Linked DNA regions of Homo sapiens: all the other regions are linked to region 3. The links are chromatin contacts, found by Hi-C or POLR2A ChIA-PET in ENCODE. All regions are on one chromosome and are shown on one strand. The core of a region is the stretch at or near the end of the contact, and the rest is flanking DNA. Distances in the headings are between cores, read along the strand shown.

Region 1 (2,700 bases), core at 1-2,500, 810 kb before region 3:
GATTCCCAGCTGTGTTTGTGCAAATAAGACTTGATAGTAGTGGAAAACAGGGACAAGAAGAGACTGTCTCTTTCTTCTCAGGTAGATCCCCAAAACTGAAAGCCATTTTCAATCCTGCCACTTGCTCACTAAAGATTTAGGGTTTAGGTCCAAACCCTAAGTCTTGGATTCCTTATCTTCTCAAACATGCTCTTGTTTGCTTGATGCCTGGTTCGAGTGGCCAAGGCCGACATTCATAGACGTTGGTTAATCCCTAATTTCGCCAAACAATGACGGCCTAGGCTTTTCCGGCTTTTGAAACAGGAATTCAAGACACTAAAACGTGTGTTGATGGCATTTTGGGTTGGGGCTTTTCACAACTGATGACACTGGAAAAATAATCCATAGGAAACTACCTTATGAGACCCTAGATTTCGGTTTAGCAGTTCACCACAAAAGTGGTGAGGTGTTTTTTGGCTTTTAATTTTAGCTGCTTGCCTCTGTTTTTAGTTCGTGTGATTGCCTCCGCAAAGGCAGTGAATGGAGAATTCTCCCTAAGGTCAGCATTTAATTATTGCCTCACTCTGGCTGCTATAGTATTACAACTCTTGGAACTTACAGCATCGATCCTACTATTAAAGTTGCCTGGAGCATGCCAGCACGTTGGACATCGGCGTTCCAGCAACTGCCTCAGTCACTGAATCGAGTGGGAGGCTCATTTTGCAGTTTACTATCTCCATGAGCAGGTCCAGGCGCGGGACCTGTTCTATGACTCGATTGGGTCCTGCCCTTGTCCGTCATCGGAAGGCTTACAGCGCCTACTGTTTTGCAGTAAGATTTGCAGGCTTAGTACCGCCTCTGGAAACAAGGAGAGTGAAGGGGCGTTGACGAGTAACGTTGTTTGTATTTCTCTCCTCATTGGATGGCTGCTGTGTCAGTCAGACACTTCTCTGCTTCCGTTGGCGGGAAGGCTTCAGGCGGGTAGCGGGGACTCGGTACTGCCCCCTCCCAAGCTGGGAGCAGGGCGCGTGACGTCTCAGACATTTGTTGTTGGGATTTGGGCCTCATTAATTATTCATTAGGTACTTGAAAGCTCTGCAGGGATTGGTGGCTGAGAGGCCTAGTCGACTGTTTCTTAGCTAGAGGTACGTGTCACCCAGTACGCGGCTGGAGTTTTGCATAAATTATTCCGATAAGGAGCGGGGCGGGGCTCTGTGCATAGATTAGTCAAATGAGCCTGGGAGGGAGGGAAGCCGGCTACGAATTAGCCTAAGTTATTAAAGATGGCGACGGAGCGCAGTCGCTCCGCGATGGACTCGCCGGTCCCGGCCTCTATGTTCGCCCCCGAGCCCAGCTCCCCGGGGGCGGCCAGGGCCGCGGCGGCCGCCGCCCGACTCCACGGCGGCTTTGACTCGGACTGCAGCGAGGACGGCGAGGCGCTCAACGGCGAGCCAGAGCTGGACCTCACCAGCAAGGTAGGCCCGGGCGGCGGCGGCGGGCGCTGAGGGGAGCGGGCGGCTGGCCGAGCAGTCTCCCGGGCGACGGCGGGGCCAGCGGCCGCCCTGTCCGCGGGGAGCGCGGAACGGGAAGAAGGGGCCGAGCCCGCCCACCTGCTAGTCTCCGGGACGTGCGGGGGTTCGCGGCGCGAGGGGCCGTCCCCATGGTCCCCGCACCCACCTTGGCTCCCCCGCGTCGCCAACCCAGCCTCCCGCCCTCCCGTCTCCCGCCGAGATCGTAACCCCTCGGCTCTGCCACGTGGAACGGGGGCGCCCGATGCCAGCTGCGCTCCGCGCGTTCCCTGTCCCCGCTCAGTGCCCCTCCCCGTTCTTCGGGTCCCCACTTGAGGGGATTCGGAGACCGAGAGTCTCCTCTCCCTGGACCGCGCGGGACAGCAGAGGGGCGAGGGGGCCCGGGCAGGGGGCCGAGACGCTCATGAAGACAGGTAGTCGGAGGCCAGGGCAGGGTGGCCGCCGCGTCTCTTCCCAGACTCGGGAAAGGAAACAGAAAGTAGTCGCTCAGCTGGGGAGGAGCATGTCCGAGAATGTCTACTTTTCGAGGCCACCCGAAACAAAATGGAAAGATGGTCAGGCTCCTTAGTCTCGCTATCCTGTGAGTGGAAGCTCATCTTGTATGAGTGGAGCAGTGAAGGACGTTTAAAACCGTGTTTTTTGAGCTGTCGAGAAGGTAGGCAGGAATTAAGGCCTCGCCAACGGCTTGACATTGTGAAGAATAGAAAAGTAAATACAAGATGTGACTGGTGTTTTGAAGGTGCTTAACGTTCCTTAGGGAAAGAATGCCAACTTGGGAGTCAGACAGGGCTGGGTTCCCTTTCCTGCCCTACCATCGAAAGGCTCTGTGACGTTGGGAAAGTTTCTTAACCTTTCAGTTCTCCAACCACCTCATCTTAAGAAAGTACAGATGGGTTGTAAAAATTAGAAATATTTAAGAAGACACCTAATAGTGCCTGATGCATACTAGAGACTCAGTAAATGTTTGAAGTGAACGAGATAGTTCCTAATTTCCTGTGCAGATTAAATAGCAGTGGGTGAAAGATAGAACACCAATACCACCACTTACATTTGTAGGATAGTTACGATAGACATTTTATCCAGCTTTGAAAATGTTTGTGACTTTTTATAGTTTATGGCGGCAAATTTGCATGAAACTTGGTCCTAAACTGGGGAGGAACTTTCCCTGCAACCTAAGCAAGTTATTTTCAAC
Region 2 (2,700 bases), core at 132-2,631, 680 kb after region 3:
GGTGATCACATGTTGGTGAGCAAACTTAACTGGTAGCTCAAAACATATTTTTGGTTCTAAGCTATGGGTGCTTCCCAGCCAGGTGTCAGGACACTCTGCAAAGACCTAATATGTCACAGCATGCCAGGCTTACCCCTGTCCAGGGTCTGGCCCACCCCCTTAATGGATTCCCACCAGGGTTGTTTCTGGTTCTATGACCCACTTTGCTCTTTCCATCATTTCATGTCCTGCCATTTGCCCTTCCGTAACAAAAGTCACCTTCATGAGAGTACTCCTTGCGTCTGCTTTAATCTCTTCCAGGTATGTCATAAAAATGCAAAAATGTACAAATTTTGTACATTTGGGTGCTATTTGGGTGGGGAGATGGAGAGAAGGAAAACTGAAGAAGGTAAAATAGAATTGGGAAAACAGCCTAAAAAACTCTTTGATTACTTTGATAGATACCACTTATGGTAATTCTTTAGTTATAATAAGCTCTGTATTTAAAATGAAGTTTTGAGACCAAGTGTTTTCTTTCCTTATACAGCCTGAGGTTCAGTCATCAGAACAGAATCGTGTGGTGAGGCCTTCTGCTTCTGCCAATTTTGTTTTGTTTTGTTTTCATTTCCTGCCACATGGCAGGTGCTGCTGAGAAGTACCTTCAGGAACCACTGAATATTCTAGCCCCATCTTTCTAAGGGTTCGGTGATGTAGAATGCTAAAAGGGTTCGGGCTGTTAGTCAGAGAGGGAGGAGGGTGTCCAGCATCGGCGTGGGCCTCTAGTTGTTCTTTTATTGCCCTTTATGATGTGTCTATTTTGCTTTTTCTTTCCTCCTTCAGTTTTCCTTCTCTCCATCTCCCCACCCAAATAGCATCACCTTCCTCAGCCCTCTACTTTTCATCCCTATTCGCTTCTTAATAAATAAAAGCGAATCAAAAAGACAGCAAAGAGAAAGGAGAAACATTTTATAATGCAGAGTTTTGAGCAAAATACTTAACTCTGTGTCTTTATATGCCACCACATCTCTTTAATTTTTAGAGGATATGAATATTTTGTCGTTTGTATTTCATAAGCCATCTGTACTGTGTTCAGACTCTGTGGGTTCTTTGTTGTTTAATTATAGGAAAAGGAGGTATAGGGCAGGAACTTTTTACATACTTGTGAATTTTGGTCAGTCCTGTGAAATGTAAGCCTCTGGCATTTATTCACGGACCATTGGGATAAACCAGGCATGTAGGTTCAATTTTTTTTGCCTTTGTTGGGATGCTGTGGCCAGTAGCCAGGGCCAGTCATTCCAGATTCATCCCCTGCCACTCTAGTCCCCAGGGACTAACAGAGTCCAGACAGTGTACATTTTCCTGGCTACGGGCTTGACCTTCTGCTTCCTCTGTCCCACTGCATTCCAAAAATGCTAACAAGTGACTAGCGAGCGTAAATTTTATGTGTTGCAAAAGCAGTTGTGGAACTTGGGTTTCAATGTTTGCACCACTATTTGTAAGCAGGATGTTATCTCTAAATGATACATGTGTAACTGACCCAGGGGGGCTGCCTGGCCTCCTTGATGCTCTTCTGTGAGAATAATTGACTCTGGTAGTGACAGAGCTGCCTGCGGCTACTAAGAAGCTCTGCTGTACTTAGGCCACCTGCCATTGTTCTGTCTCTGCTGCTGCTGCTGCTTTTTCTATTTTTAATAAGTTGCCAATTACTTGGTTTTTATAGTGATACCAACAGTTCACTAAAATGGGCATAGGAAAAATGTAGTTGGTTTCTAACCTTCAATTTCACTTATCCAGTGAAATTAATGACATTAAACACTTTCATCAGTTATTATTGTGAAAGTACAGGTACATTTTTATCTTACTGAACATCATGGTTTAGTTTTTCCATTTTGAAGACAGTATACAACTATGTAGCTAAGAGCAGTTTGCCTAACATATGTTAATTTTCACAATGATAATCTCAGGTGTGTTCCACAGATGTGATCTAATAAATTGATCAACTGTTCCTGACCACTACTGGGCCACACTGGAGTGTGCTGAGTTCCCACCTCATAGTGAAAATTGTCAGGATCTTTTGTCTGTTGCATTCACTGATTACCTCAAGCACTTAGTAGAAGTTTAATAAATATTTGTAGCATTGTAGTAAGCAAACAAATGTAATTAAGTAGATGGTGTTCACAGATTATCCATTAATATAAGGTGAGACCAAAGTTTTGTGCACCAGTACTGAAAAGGGATTACTTGGTATTGGCTAAGGTCAGAAGATTACTGGTATTCTAGATATGCTGATTCTGTGGCTTATAGATTAAGAAAGAATTTAGATATATATTAATGTAATTACTGAAAATCACTAGAATGGTTCACTGTTGGTTTGTCCATAGAAACACTAATCATCATCAACCTAGAAGCTTTGGGATCTAGGTGAAGTCCATTACTGAATCTTGAAAATGAGTCATTAATCTGAAAATTGACAGTTAAGCATTGAGCATTTTTAAGAAAGTAATTGAAAAAATATCTGGAAACTACCACTGCCTAACAGTAATACTAGTTTTATGACATTCTTGGTTTACTGTATTATCTAATTACTTTAAAAATGTAATTGAAAGTGTTGAGTGTTTATCATCTGGAGAGCATTTTATTATAAATTAATCAGAACAGTAGTTTTGAATCCACAAGTGCAGTAAGTTTCAATGCTACTTTGATTGGCAGAACCCACCAAGT
Region 3 (2,700 bases), core at 100-2,599:
TTGTTTGATATCACAGCGCTCATACTTGTGTGGCCCAGTGAAATGGAGGCGGAAACTCAAAGTTTCCACCTTCACAGGGCCTGACTGGAAGGGGCTGAAGGATGATGGGGAGGTTTCTTGTATTCTTAAAACAGACTACCCCTTCCCAACGCACAACCCCCAGTAAGTGGCCGTGGGTTCCCAAGCGCCTCTCCTCCCTGGGCCATGGGCGTGACTGCTGAAAAGCGGGTTAGGCCGGGGAGTTCAGAATCCGGAGTGAATCCGAACTACCCCAGGGAGACGGCAGCGAAGAAAATCTTGTTCTTAGGAGAACGCAATCTTCGGACACCAGAAGTTCCTCTATGATGCTATTCTGTGGCAGCCTTGCACTTGAGCCGGATGAAAATTGTAAAAACCCAGGTTGGGCGACAGGACGGCGCGTCTTCCCGGCTCCTTTCCAGAGTTTAGGAGGAGCCATGCAGACTCAGCCGGCCTTTGGGGGTAGGTGGACAGGCCCGGCGCGCCCTCTCGAGGCCCCTTCAACCTCCCGGGGGCAGCAGCGCCGTGTCGGCTATGAATGGGGCCTCTGGAAAACTCAGGCTTGGAACAGGTAACCCCCCGGTTTCCGCAGGCCACAAATCACCACCCGCAACCGAAGGACGCGCAGGCTGGGAGCGGCGGCGGGGCCACCAGTGCGGACCTCCACTGAGGGCGGCGGGATCCGACCGCAAGGGCTGGTCCCTGAGGCCACTAAGGGGTGCGCTGGGCTAAGGCCGCCTGGGGGCAGGAGCCAGCGCGATCGTGGCGGGCCAGCAGGCGGGGCTGGCTGAGGACTAGCAGCGACCCGAGACCCCAACCCTTCCCACGCGGACCCCGGGATCCCTCTCCCAGCAGCCGCCCATCTAGGGCCCTGAGCCAATAAGAGCTCGAGATATATATGATTCACCGGGCCTGGGCCAATCACCTTGACGCGCGCTCTTCGCCAGCACCTCGCGCGATAACCTGGCGTCCTCGGCCTTCACAATAAAAACTCTTCGCCGGAAAACGACCTTTCCCCGCCCACTGCGCTGACACCGGAAGCGAGGCGTGTCTGGGAGATCACTCCGCGCTCCGGCGGCGAAGGAAAGAACGGACTCTGATCATAGAAGCCTAGTAAAGTAGTACACCTCTCTCCTTTCGTGAGGCCATAAGAACAAACTCCTTTTCTCGTCACAGCTACGCCCTGGGCATAAACGGTTGGGGCGTCAAAGGGAGGGAGGGAAGGGAGCGGGCGGGAGGAGACGGTCACGTGGTCGCGGCGGAAGGATGCGTCTGTGCTGCGTCCCCATAGAGACGAAGTCTATAAAGGGCCGGCGGGCGGCCACGGCAGCCATTTCTACTTTGCCCGCCCACAGATGTAGTTTTCTCTGCGCGTGTGCGTTTTCCCTCCTCCCCGCCCTCAGGGTCCACGGCCACCATGGCGTATTAGGGGCAGCAGTGCCTGCGGCAGCATTGGCCTTTGCAGCGGCGGCAGCAGCACCAGGCTCTGCAGCGGCAACCCCCAGCGGCTTAAGCCATGGCGTGAGTACCGGGGCGGGTCGTCCAGCTGTGCTCCTGGGGCCGGCGCGGGTTTTGGATTGGTGGGGTGCGGCCTGGGGCCAGGGCGGTGCCGCCAAGGGGGAAGCGATTTAACGAGCGCCCGGGACGCGTGGTCTTTGCTTGGGTGTCCCCGAGACGCTCGCGTGCCTGGGATCGGGAAAGCGTAGTCGGGTGCCCGGACTGCTTCCCCAGGAGCCCTACAGCCCTCGGACCCCGAGCCCCGCAAGGGTCCCAGGGGTCTTGGCTGTTGCCCCACGAAACGTGGCAGGAACCAAGATGGCGGCGGCAGGGCGGCGGCGCGGGCGTGAGTCAAGGGCGGGCGGTGGGCGGGGCGCGGCCGCCCTGGCCGTATTTGGACGTGGGGACGGAGCGCTTTCCTCTTGGCGGCCGGTGGAAGAATCCCCTGGTCTCCGTGAGCGTCCATTTTGTGGAACCTGAGTTGCAAGCAGGGAGGGGCAAATACAACTGCCCTGTTCCCGATTCTCTAGATGGCCGATCTAGAGAAGTCCCGCCTCATAAGTGGAAGGATGAAATTCTCAGAACAGCTAACCTCTAATGGGAGTTGGCTTCTGATTCTCATTCAGGCTTCTCACGGCATTCAGCAGCAGCGTTGCTGTAACCGACAAAGACACCTTCGAATTAAGCACATTCCTCGATTCCAGCAAAGCACCGCAACATGACCGAAATGAGCTTCCTGAGCAGCGAGGTGTTGGTGGGGGACTTGATGTCCCCCTTCGACCAGTCGGGTTTGGGGGCTGAAGAAAGCCTAGGTCTCTTAGATGATTACCTGGAGGTGGCCAAGCACTTCAAACCTCATGGGTTCTCCAGCGACAAGGCTAAGGCGGGCTCCTCCGAATGGCTGGCTGTGGATGGGTTGGTCAGTCCCTCCAACAACAGCAAGGGTGAGTGGGCCACCACCACATCGTCCTGGTGGGATCTAGGGTTAGGGGCCTCCTACCTTTGTATCTGACTCACTTGGCCCCATCACTCAAATGTTTTGCAGAGGATGCCTTCTCCGGGACAGATTGGATGTTGGAGAAAATGGATTTGAAGGAGTTCGACTTGGATGCCCTGTTGGGTATAGATGACCTGGAAACCATGCCAGATGACCTTCTGACCACGTTGGATGACACTTGTGATCTC
Region 4 (2,700 bases), core at 141-2,640, 950 kb before region 3:
CTGATTATGAATGGGTACTCCTGTAACATCCACCTTTTTGTTTCATAGAACATTAGCTATACTTTCTTTCACAGTATTTACTAGTTTCATGATTTTTTTAAGATTTAAAAATATGGTGGTCCGGGTGTGGAGGCTCATGCCTGTAATCCCAGCACTTTGGGAGGCCGAGACAGGCAGATCACGAGGTCAGGAGTTCGAGACCAGCCTGGCCAATCCCCGTCTCTACTAAAAATACAAAAAAATTAGCCGGGCGTGGTGGTGGGCGCCCGTAATCCCACCTACTTGGGAGGCTGAGGCAGGAGAATCGCTTGAACCTGGGAGGCGGAGGTTGCACTGAGCCGAGATCATGCCACTGCACTCCAGCCTGGGCGACAGTGCGAGACTCAGTCTCAAAAAAAAAAAAAAAAATTGGTGGATCATAATATTATATTAAGGCTGATAAGCAGTTAAAGTTTTTAACATTGTAGACTCAAAAAGAAATCTCAGGAATCCACAAGGCGTGATTGTGTTTATTTATTACAATAAAATGCGGTCCAAATCATCATTTTTCTTGGTCGATTCCATTTCCTCATTTGATACCAAAGTCAGGGGTTGGACCCTAGAACAAAGGGAACGAACCATTAATACTAAGGCAGGAGCAGGGTCCTACCACCCAGCACCTCAAACGGCAAAGGATGGAAGGCAACCGAGACCGTTCGGATGGGATCTTCGGGGACACTGTCCTTCAGATGGCTAGCTATGAGTACCCCAATTCCACATTTACTGTCCCCATCGAAGAGAAAAACAGCATTCATTTCTTCTCCCCGTGATGAAATGAAAAGATTGTCCCCCATCTCTCAAGGAGCCGTTGATAGACTGAACCGTTGGATTGAAAGTAGGGCTCCCCAATCCCCCGGTTTAAGACGACCCAGCTGTCCCCTCTGGTGGGGGCAGCAGCGCGGTCGGGTCGCCCTCGACGCCTCCCTCAGCAGGAGGCCTGGGCAGACCCCCTGCGGCCGCCGGACATTTTCCTGACACCGGATTCCCTGGTCAGGAGGATGAGGCGGGCTCTCCTAGACTCAGGTCCGATTCGATTGAAAATGAGGTTGGAAATCCCTCAAGATCACTAAAATTCCTCCCCAAAGGTCGGAGCGGAACGCTCAAAGTCACTAGCCCAGGGACCCCAAAAAAGGAGCGAGAAAGGGAAGCGCGCCTTCTCAAAACGAGCGTCCCCTCAGAGTCTTCGCACGCTGTTCGTTTTTGCCACTTACCCCCCTCGTACCCACAGTCTCCCCGAGATTTTCAAGGTGAAGCCCCTCTGCCCCGCCCGACCTCCTCAGCTGACAGGATTCTAACTCGGGCCTAGAACACGGAGCCTGGAGACCCGCGCGCCGTTGACCACAGGGTTTGGCGCCAAACGAGGAGGGCGGGGCGAGGACCAAGGGGCCGGGGCGGGGCGCAGGGTGAGGGTGGAAGGGCGGGGAGGGAGCAGGCCTACAGAGGGCGACGAGGGGCGGGGAGCAATGGGGGCGGGGCGAAGACCGAAGGGCGGGGAACGAGCGGGCTCACAGGTGGGGGGACCAGAGGGCGTGGCCTGGAGGGGGCTCAGGGCGAGGGGGCGGGGCGAGGGCTGAGGCGCGGAAAACGAAGAGGAGCCCCAGCGGGTGGCGAGCTGGGATGACGGAGGGAGGGAGGGAGGGGCGCTGTGGAAGGAGCGCGCTGAGGAGCGGGGCCTTGAAGGGAGACCGTTGAGCTGGGGCGTCCCTCGAGCTGAGCACCTCGCTAAAGTCCGGGAGAAGACCCTGAGGCGGGGTTCTGAGGAGGTAGCCTTGAGTCGGGGGAGGGGCGATGAGCAGAGGTGGCTGACTTTGGCGATAGGTCTTGGTCGCGAGGGTTGCAGATGGAGCCTTGGCTTAGAAGGTCGAATCCGGGCCCGTTTCCCCCCGCCCCCGCTGCCCATGGCTTCTCTTTTCACCTCCAGGTTTTCATGCTGGCTTCAGAGTTTGGCCGTGCTCCCTCAGCGTTCCTAATTTCCCACTTTCTGACTCTCACCATTTGCCACTCTTGTCTGTGATTGAGACACCCGAGGCCCATTCAGGATGGAGAGTAATTTTTTCTCTGTCTTAACTTGAAGTTTTAAATAGACCACAGACGCCAAGTATATTTTGGTTCAGCTTTTAAATAGAAGTCGCAGGCCAGCCTTCGTGCCAGCAGCGCCATCGCTGGCAGCATCCTCCTCCTCCCCTCACGCGGAGACTGACTTGGGGAGAGTCAGGAAACATTTGAGAGAGCAGCTGCCGAGGTGGAGGCTGTGATGTATCTTGGATGAATCTCTGTGCAAACAGTTCTTTGGGTTCAAGACCTAGTACAGGGCGATCCTTTTTGTTTTTTCTGTCTGAATCATTTTGGTGGAATAAATAGCAAAACATTCCCACAATAGCAGTTGGCATTTTGTGTAGGACGCACCCCCCCAACAGGTGGATTGTTTTAAGAGCCAACAAATAACTGCCATTGTGCTTCCAAATCTGTTATTTTCCCCCAAACACAGTCGTCCTTGTTATATGGAGATGAATGCCCATTTGGGGGAGGAACTGGATAGTGGTGAAAGGCTTTCGCTCTGAGGCCTCACCTAAATAATTATGGGAACTTTTGAGCAACTCGTTAGGTGAAGACATCAACAGTCTACAGAAGAGCTGCAAAGAGCACAGCAAGATGATTTAG
Region 5 (2,700 bases), core at 65-2,564, 540 kb before region 3:
ATAAACGGAACTGTTTATTTTCCACCGATGGTCTTATCCTTTGTCCATCTCTTTCTGACGGCAACAGAAAACTTCACCTTCCAGAGGAGCGCCTCTGCCTGGCTGTCCCACCGTCTGGGAAGTAAGGAGCGCCTCTGCCCAGCCCCCGCACCGTCTGGGAAGTGAGGAGCGCCTCTGGACGGCCCCCGCACCGTCTGGGAAGTGAGGAGCGCTTCTGGACGGCTCCCAGCAACCCCCCAGGTGTGAAGTGACAGCCCTGTGTGTGATCTTTCTGCCCTCCCCAAGTTTGCATTTTCGACAATAAAATTTACTTTTAAATTAAAAGATTTATACTGGGGAAGATTTAAAAAAAAAAAAAGAAAGAAAAGAAAACTCACCTTCCAAAAACAACCACTGGGAGTCCGCTTTGTGCAGAGGTTGGACAAGCTTCTGTGCAGGTAGGGGCGCTGCTGCTCCCCCTACCACCCACGCATCCTCCTCCCTGTCTGCATTCCCGTCGTCGTAGCCAGAGGAGTTCAGAGCCTCTACAGAGAGCACAACTTCTCCAGCTGGAACAAACTCCCCTTAAAGGAATCTATTTAGGAAGATTATTTCAATGTACATTCATTCCTCCAAAATATGCTTAGATGGACTTAAATAATCAGAAAGCTGTGTGTGTATGTGTTTCCCGTTTTCTTGGCCCACAAAGAACCCCTTGAGAGGTCCCTGGGCAGTGAGCCTGTTTATAGACACCCTTCTCCCTTCCTTGGTGTCGCAGACATCGCAGTCCCTCTGAGGGGCTGACCTGCCCCCCACCTTCTGGAAGCTGGGAGGTTGGAAGAGGGGACGCATGCCATGGACCCAGCACACAGCTGGGAACTCGAGGCACACCTAAGCCTTCCCTTGTGCTGTGCGGAGTCCACACTTCCTTCCCCACTGGAGTCTCAAAACCTCCCCTCACTCAACAGGGTGGTGCTGCTCAAAGCTCTGGGCACACATTAGGGCTGGGGAGGGGGTGGTGGAGAGGGGGCTCCAGCCTGCCCAACCACCAGGCAACGGGGCACCTGCCCCTCTCTCAGCTGGGTCTGGACCCGCCTCCCAGGCTCAGGCTGCAATGCCTTTCTCTTTCTCTTTGCAATTCCGTTGGGTCCTGCCCAGGACAGATAAAGACAGAGCAGCCTGTCTTTATTGGAGGTTCCTCTGCCAGCGGGAAGGGTCCGGGGAAAACCAGAGCCAGAGCCAGAGCCAGAGAAACATGAAGCACCCCGGGGCCTCCCACACCAATGCCTGAGCAGGAATGGGGAGGGGCCATGACTCATAAGGCCCTGGGAGGTCACTTTAAGGAGGGCTGTCCAACTGCAAGGACGCTGTAAGCAGGAAGTGAAACCACAGAGCTTCAAAAAAAGAGCGGGACAGGGACAAGCGTATCTAAGAGGCTGAACATGAATCCACAGATCAGGTACCGCTGCCCACTCTGCCTGCTGGGCCCCTCCTGCCCCTTCCTGCCTGGTGGTCCTGCTGGGCCTCAACCCTGGCCTCCCCCCGCCCCTGCCCCAGCCCTGGGCTCCCTCCCCTCTGGCTCCCCTGCCACACGAATCCCAGTCAGGCTCTTTGTCCTGCTGTGTGGTCACCCCACTGCTGCTTCTGAATGGGCTGCCTCCCCTACCTGCACCAGCCCAGGCCCCGTGCTGAGACTCTCCCTTAAAGTCATGCCCGGACTGGTGCTCCCCGCCCTGGGAGGGTGCTCCCTCTGTGTGCTTCCTGCCACTCCTGAGCTCAGAAACTGGGAGAATTGAACCAAAGGGTAATTGGAGCAATCAGGCATTTTTGTTCTCAGTGTTTTGATGAAATTTCTGTAAGAATTACTTTGCTTAAATACAAAGTCTTAGGAGAGGGTGCGGGGGTAGGAATGGTCTCTGAAGCACATGATAAATCGTGTCATCCAAGGATGACTCCATGGTGAGCAGATGTCCCCAGACAGGTTCCACTCCAAGGTCACTCTTCATCTTTTAGAACATGACCAGTGGTTGAGCGTGGTGGCTCACACTTGTAATCCCAACACTTTGGGAGGCCAAGGCGGGCGGATCATGAGGTCGGGAGTTTGAGACCAACCTGGCCCATATGGTGAAACCCCGTCTCTACTAAAAAACATACAAAAATTAGCCAGGCATGGTGGCGCATCTCTAGTCCCAGATACTCAGGAGGTTTAGGCAGGAGAATTGCTTGAACCTGGGAGGTGGAGGTTGCAGTGAGCTGAGATCATGCCACTGCACTCCAGCCTGGGCGACAGAGTGAGACTTCATCAAAAAAAAAAAGAAAGAACATGATCAGTAACATGGAATGTGAGAATGTGGGAAAAAAGTGCAATGATGAGGAGAAATGCTCTGATTTTAAAATTTAGTGAAAAGAGAGCCCAGTCCCCAACAGCTTTCTCCTACAGGATCCGTGATGCAGAGGCTGGACAGGGCTGGCCTGGAAAGGGGCCCCTGCTCCATCCGTCCCCAGCTCTGTGGCCTCGGCAGGTTACCCCGCCTCTCTGTGCCTCTGGCATCTCCTCTGTAAGATGGGAATGGCCCCTGCAGGCCTAGGGTAGCCTCACGTGAGCTCACACCCGCTCAGCACTTAGAAGAGTGGCCTGGGCCTCAGAATTCAGTTCTACCATGATTTTAAAATAATGTTAACACGCAGAGTGAAACATCAGGAAGGAATTGAGCTGAAAGG

Evidence for each region. A loop is a pair of places that touch in the nucleus more often than their neighbours do. ChIA-PET counts read pairs that join two places held with the same protein, here RNA polymerase II (POLR2A). Pooled maps may share reads with other maps.
Region 1: a map of heart left ventricle shows a loop between it and region 3 (10-fold over the local background). The contact joins the promoter of GTPBP1 here to the promoter of ATF4 in region 3. A Hi-C loop is called at or near these places in 2 of 168 maps with a recorded cell type or tissue (CD8-positive, alpha-beta T cell and heart left ventricle), 6 of 37 single-sample maps with no recorded cell type and 20 of 50 pooled maps. POLR2A ChIA-PET finds 5 or more read pairs at or near these places in 6 of 52 experiments (A673, OCI-LY7, PC-9 and 3 more).
Region 2: a pooled map shows a loop between it and region 3 (2.5-fold over the local background). The contact joins the enhancer-like site here to the promoter of ATF4 in region 3. A Hi-C loop is called at or near these places in 4 of 168 maps with a recorded cell type or tissue (HAP-1, dorsolateral prefrontal cortex, mammary epithelial cell and 1 more) and 11 of 50 pooled maps. POLR2A ChIA-PET finds 5 or more read pairs at or near these places in 2 of 52 experiments (activated CD4-positive, alpha-beta T cell and naive thymus-derived CD4-positive, alpha-beta T cell).
Region 4: a pooled map shows a loop between it and region 3 (7-fold over the local background). The contact joins the promoter of DMC1 here to the promoter of ATF4 in region 3. A Hi-C loop is called at or near these places in 1 of 168 maps with a recorded cell type or tissue (ascending aorta) and 4 of 50 pooled maps. POLR2A ChIA-PET finds 5 or more read pairs at or near these places in 1 of 52 experiments (RWPE1).
Region 5: a pooled map shows a loop between it and region 3 (4-fold over the local background). The contact joins the promoter of APOBEC3B here to the promoter of ATF4 in region 3. A Hi-C loop is called at or near these places in 2 of 37 single-sample maps with no recorded cell type and 6 of 50 pooled maps.

What each region holds. Positions count from the first base shown.
Region 1 is chr22:38,704,694-38,707,393 of GRCh38, forward strand. It overlaps GTPBP1 (GTP binding protein 1), which reads left to right and starts at 1,251. Exons shown (of 12, transcript NM_004286.5): 1 at 1,251-1,454. The coding sequence starts at 1,263. RefSeq lists enhancers at 9-694, 695-1,380, 930-1,079, 1,381-2,066 and silencers at 700-849, 1,170-1,579, 1,760-1,899.
Region 2 is chr22:40,203,135-40,205,834 of GRCh38, forward strand. All of the region lies in intron 1 of TNRC6B (trinucleotide repeat containing adaptor 6B), which reads left to right. Among named protein-coding and RNA genes, the nearest start is that of TNRC6B, 27 kb to the left of the region's middle. Within about 2 kb of position 1,382, at least 9 of the 41 ENCODE cell types and tissues checked have a DNase peak (open chromatin) inside an H3K27ac peak, as active enhancers do; they include sigmoid colon, where a contact is called at or near this core.
Region 3 is chr22:39,519,213-39,521,912 of GRCh38, forward strand. It overlaps ATF4 (activating transcription factor 4), which reads left to right and starts at 1,350. Exons shown (of 3, transcript NM_182810.3): 1 at 1,350-1,539; 2 at 2,142-2,459; 3 at 2,561-2,700. The coding sequence starts at 2,234. RefSeq lists a silencer at 688-887 and enhancers at 1,268-1,417, 1,778-1,827.
Region 4 is chr22:38,568,793-38,571,492 of GRCh38, forward strand. DMC1 (DNA meiotic recombinase 1) reads right to left here and starts at 1,391. Exons shown (of 14, transcript NM_007068.4): 1 at 1,251-1,391. It overlaps LOC105373031 (a long non-coding RNA gene), which reads left to right and starts at 1,708. Exons shown (of 2, transcript NR_134627.1): 1 at 1,708-1,802; 2 at 1,961-2,566. RefSeq lists a silencer at 1,387-1,676 and enhancers at 1,980-2,490, 2,077-2,126.
Region 5 is chr22:38,981,033-38,983,732 of GRCh38, forward strand. APOBEC3B (apolipoprotein B mRNA editing enzyme catalytic subunit 3B) reads left to right here and starts at 1,315. Exons shown (of 8, transcript NM_004900.5): 1 at 1,315-1,438. The coding sequence starts at 1,422. RefSeq lists a silencer at 1,449-1,498.